Regions from separate parts of the Mus musculus genome. Here region 1 is linked to region 2. Evidence: chromatin loops called from intact Hi-C (ENCODE). Cell type or tissue: gastrocnemius. All regions are shown on one strand.

Region 1 (2,500 bases), 210 kb before region 2:
TTCTCACTACATTTGTACCCCAGTACTCAGCTACTAAATCAGGCTATAATCTCTCCCAAATAAGCATGAATTATCTCCAAAACTCTTTCCAAGTCTCATTGTTTCATATACACACATTCTGTAGATTGTTTTATCCTTCTCATGGGCTTCGGAAGGAATATTTCTCCTGAGTCCTTGCTCCAAACAGCCAACAGCTTACTAGATATTGCCAAATGGGTGTACAGGGAGTACCTCAAACACAGCACAGGCAACGTGGAAATCATTATCTCCCTAAGTCTTATGTATCTCTCCTCCAGGATGGTCTCCTCTGCCAGCACTGCCCATTACATATTTATCTCGTTTTCAGGCCGGGGACTTCAAAGCCAACTTGAGTCTTGCCACTGACATACTTCACATCTAATTGGTTTCAACTCAGATGGCAGAATGTTTCTCAATATATCGTCAATACATTCCTTTCTTATAGCTTAGGTACTTAGGGGTCTCAGCATCCTTCTCTTAGGCTATTGGATCTGCCTGCCAGTGTGCTCCTTACTTCTCCCTACTTGTCTTTCACATCCATTGCTATTGAAGTTCATGTCTGAAAGCTGATAACTGTTATCATATCCTGTTCGAAGTTCTTCCATAGCTGCCTTCTGTATAAGTCTGAACACGTAGTATAGTTTATGAAAACCCCATGGTATGGCCCAAATATTTCACCTCAAGTTTATCCACAGCTTGCTATTATCTATGAACCTTAAAGTGTAACAACTCACGACAGCAGTTTCTTCACAACAGTGCTTACCGAGGAACACCCACTCTGGCTTCTTTTCTATCTGTGGTTTCAGTCATCTATCTATGTTTGAAGATACCCTACCCTTCCTGCATGCCGTTTACACTCACAGTTTTGGCTTCACAACGTATTCCCTATCGTTTTTTATTTATAATTCTATTAAAACATACTACAGAGTAGTTTCAAACTGGTTCTGTGTATATTTTCTCCAAAAGGAACGTCTCTTGGACACATTGAGTATTTCTTGTTCTTTAGGAGCTTGACCTACGAACGATTAACCTGAAGTGCATCTGTGACTCAGGTAGAAACTTAACAACTTCCAAGTTTATTTACAAATCAGAAGTTCTCTCTGTCTTTTCTAACCACTGAGATCTTAAGCGGTGCCCTTGCAACTGTTGTTTTGCTCTGGAATTAACTCCTGCCCCAAGCAGCCCGTTCTGCTCTGACTTCTTTGCAGAGCCTCCATAGGACACGACTTCAGGCTGCTGGCTATGGCAGTCCAGTGTGGATTTCACTGAGTTCCCGGAAGGAGGTGTCACAAAGCACACGAGAGCACACTGGGACACGAGCGGGGTCCCAGGACATCTGGGACTGATTGTTCCAGTGCGATGCTGAAGCCGAGAGAGCAACTCCTGCCCTGCTTTTGGCCATCTGGGCTTTGGCAACTGCCCCATGGCTTTGCTCAGCAGTTCTTGGGAAATGAGATACGGGCTTGTTTCACAGAAAGAAAAACGTTTATTGACGCAATATCTACTACAGCAGAGGACTTCAAAAGACTCTTCTTTTCCCCTTATATGGGCTCTAGCTAGGTCTATATCTCATTGTCTTAGCAGAAAGAGAGCAATTAGAGACTTACAGTAAAATCCCAGCAGCCTTGCCTCTTCCTGGACAAATTAATGCTAGAAACTCAGTTTTCAGTGTCTCCACATGTAAAATGGGTTCTGGAGTACAGCCTGCTGAAGAGGCCTCTCTATATGCGGATGGAAACCCTTCAAAGCCAGGTTCTTTACATAGTGAAAGAGTAGGAACCTGAAATCTCATCAGCTTAAGTTCAAGCATGTAAAGAAACAGACTGCCTGGCGTCTGCATTGGCTTCCACAAATGTCCCCTAGTTTCTCCTCGTTTCACGGCACTGGTCACCTTGAGGCTACTGAGAAAACATATTCACTCCATTTATCTTGCATTCTTCCTTTTGGAAAGTTAGAGATACATTTTATTAACTCTTGGAGTATACATGATGTTTTGGCCATCTTATCTCTTACCCCTTCTCCTCCTAATCCACCTCTCGTCTTACCCACCTGGCTAACTTTGCATTCTCCATTTTTTAAAGCATTAGAGTCCTGCTAATGGCTACGTAATTTTACATGTATGTCTTTAATTTGTACAGATCATGCATGCTGTCCTAATTCATATGTACAGCTGCTGTAGACAGAGGACACGGTTGCCCTGTAGTCATCCAACCATCCCTGCCCCTTACAGTCTTTCTGCTCCCTCTTCTACAATGGTTCCTAAGCCCTGGGAAAAAGGGAGCATGTGTGGATGTCTCCTTTAGCTGCGCGCCGAGCAGTCACTTACTCAAAAAGGACAAATGGTTTACTCAGGTTCATGTGTTGCCCAAGTGTAAAGTGGGAATATTCCTTACCTTATTCTTAATAGAAAACACTAATATGGCCATATATATGACTCGTTTAAACATTACAGTTCATTATGTCTACCTTTCAGAAAAAGAAT
Region 2 (2,500 bases):
GGTAAGGGGTAGTGGCAGGCCCAGGGTGGTCTCGCCTGCGCCCTCCAGACAGCTCACCAGCTCCCTTGAGTCCGTAAAGGAACAATAGCGGACTGTGGGTCTCCAGAGCCACCGGGCGTCTCTCGCTCCCACCTCCCGTCTCCGGCTTTTCCAAGTTCAGTCAAGAGGTGGGTCGAGCCAGGGAGCAAGGACTGGGGCACCGGACCCGGGGCAGGGCACGAAAGTGGGACGGGCTGCCCCGGGGGCGCAGCCACAGCGTCCTCTCGGGTCCGGTCATTCATTCCCACCCGCGCTCCCTCCGCAGACACCCCGCGCCACTGTCCCGCACCAGACCGCCAGAGGAGGCGAACCCCCTTTCCAAACTAGGTCGCACCTCTCTCTCTTTCTGCCAGATCCCCACTATCCTCCCGTTCCTCCACCCCACCCCCCCTTCCAACTGTCTTCCGTGGTCAGTGAGCGGCCAAAGCTCTGTCCAGACCAAAACTCCCGCCCGCTCCTCTCGGCGCCCGGAGCTCTGCGCAGCCCCAGACACAAAGGCGGGGACCGAGTCCAGAGCCCGCACCCCAGCCTCGCCGCCGCCACTCACCCCATCCAAGCGGCGGCCTCAGCTCCTGGCCCCGCTGGCCGTCCCGCCCGCCGCTTCCCCAGGAAAGTGCGGCTGCCGGGCTCGCTTCCTGCTCGGCTTCCTGCGCTGGGTCCCTCCTCCTCCTCCTCCTCCTCCTCCTCCTCCTTCTCCTCCTCCTCCCGACGCGGGGTCAGTGGGCGCTCAGCTCCGGGGCTCCGCCGGCAGGGCGGGGGCAACGGCAGCACCACCACGTGGCCGCCGGGCGCCGGCCCCCGACCTGGATCCCGTGGGCTCCAGGAGGGAGTTGCTAGCCACTCCCACTCCGCGCGGCCCCAAATTCCGGGAGTCAGGTGACCTGGCCCCGGAGCTGCTCCCTGGACCTGCGGGAGGTGCTCTGCGACCGCCCACGCCCCGGCCCGCGGCGCGTCCCGGACGTCCACGCTTGCGTTTCTGCGGATCGTGGGAATCCTTCTGCGTGGGTCTGTCTCACACCTTAACTTGAAGTTAGTGAGATCCGCGGTATGCGGGTTCCACCGCTGGGGTAGGATAAGGGCTCGGAAAAAGTACTTGTTTCTGGTCAGTTTCCAAAGTTATCTGTAGTCTTAGGAAAAGCCGAGTCACCGACCCAAGCCCCCTCTGAACCAGACTGAGATCGGTTCCATTTCCAGTGTGAACGAAAAGAAAGTAAACCAGAATGTACTTACATTTTCTGGGCTAAACCAGTTGGTTGGAGCGACTGTTTCCTAACACTCCTCAGGTGTAAGACAAAACTTAGTTGTGTTCTGCTCAGGGCTTGGGAGACTATCTACAGCCTGGACTGGCCGGCTAGATAGGGGCAGGAGCGCCCTCAGCGGGGTGTCTTGAGTTTGGAAGTCCTGAGATCCGGTAAAGCTTCCCTCCCCCAGACCACCAGGACCGGACCTCTGAACCGAATCGACCCTTCCATTAATTCTGAGGGTTTGAAATCTCACTATTATTCCCCTAATTTAAGCAGGGATTTTAGTCCCACTAGCCAGCTAGATCGTAAAAAGTTTGACTCACCAAAGCTCCATGGGACTCCTGGTTGGTGTTGTGTCTTTCGCACAGAAAGGTTTCTAGAGTAAGCAGATCCTAGCTATTTTTGCTAGGATCGCCTGTAAGTCCACTGAAGTAAGGAGGAAAAACAACCAGTTCCAACAGAAGTGAGAGTCACCCTAACAGCAATCAGTGTACAGTATCTTGACTTTGTGTGTTACCATCGGATCGGGTGGTTTGTTTTTTTTTGTTTGTTTGTTTTTTTTTACCCCACCCCTTCACTCCTTTCCCTAAGAGAACACCTTGCCTTAGCTTTCACAAGCGAACTTGCCAACTAGAAAACAAAAGCTTCATCTTTAGCTCAATAGTCTTTACTTCCTAAGTACCATACATCAAAAAGAATCCCTGGGGGGGGGGGGCGGGGCAGGGGAGTGGGAGTGGGGAGCCAATTCAAAGCAAGATACACACTTTTACACATGTGATGTGGAACTAAAAACCACACTAAAAGAAACAATTGACAGCACCCTGTGTAGTGTGGGCCATTTCTTCTAACCGGGTTTTGATCTTGGGTTCTTTAATCAGTTACCAACAGAGTATTTAAGTACCTTCTACCGATCCTCCAGCTGGAGGAAAGGTAACCACCTGTGGATCTGCTTTTTGTTGAATCAGAGGCAGCTGGGAGGGTGGTACAGCCTGTCAAAGGCTCCTTTGGAAATGCCAGTGTGTGCATATTGTTTAGGAAACCGACGACAAACTGTAGTTAAACTATTCAACAAGTGTCTCTCTAACCAGCCTTTCATCACCCAAGTCTTCGCCTCTGCTTATCTTTCCTGGTCACCTGAAAAGACCCCTTTCTCACGCTGCCCTGTTCCCATAGGTGCCTTGTGTGCTACCCTCATTAGTTTATAACTCAGCCCCCAT

Evidence for each region. A loop is a pair of places that touch in the nucleus more often than their neighbours do. Peaks named below come from ENCODE experiments on the same cell type or tissue, not always from the same donor. Only the 100,000 strongest peaks of a DNase experiment are listed, where the experiment ranks them.
Region 1: a loop joins it to region 2, with 9 times the contacts of the local background. A loop is called at or near these places in 12 of 42 quality-filtered maps.

Annotation. Positions count from the first base shown.
Region 1 is chr15:10,504,918-10,507,417 of GRCm38, forward strand. The region is part of intron 11 of Ttc23l (tetratricopeptide repeat domain 23-like); the gene reads right to left. Among named protein-coding and RNA genes, the nearest start is that of Rad1, 20 kb to the left of the region's middle. In gastrocnemius, no CTCF peak of the experiment used is centred here; a DNase peak (open chromatin) is centred at 1,411; H3K4me3 peaks cover 447 bases.
Region 2 is chr15:10,713,937-10,716,436 of GRCm38, forward strand. It overlaps Rai14 (retinoic acid induced 14), which reads right to left and starts at 695. Exons shown (of 18, transcript NM_001166408.1): 1 at 587-695. It overlaps 4930556M19Rik (RIKEN cDNA 4930556M19 gene), which reads left to right and starts at 900. Exons shown (of 7, transcript NR_045063.1): 1 at 900-1,044. In gastrocnemius, a CTCF peak has its summit at 1,385; DNase peaks (open chromatin) are centred at 148, 778 and 1,404; H3K4me3 peaks cover 1,829 bases; H3K27ac peaks cover 1,878 bases.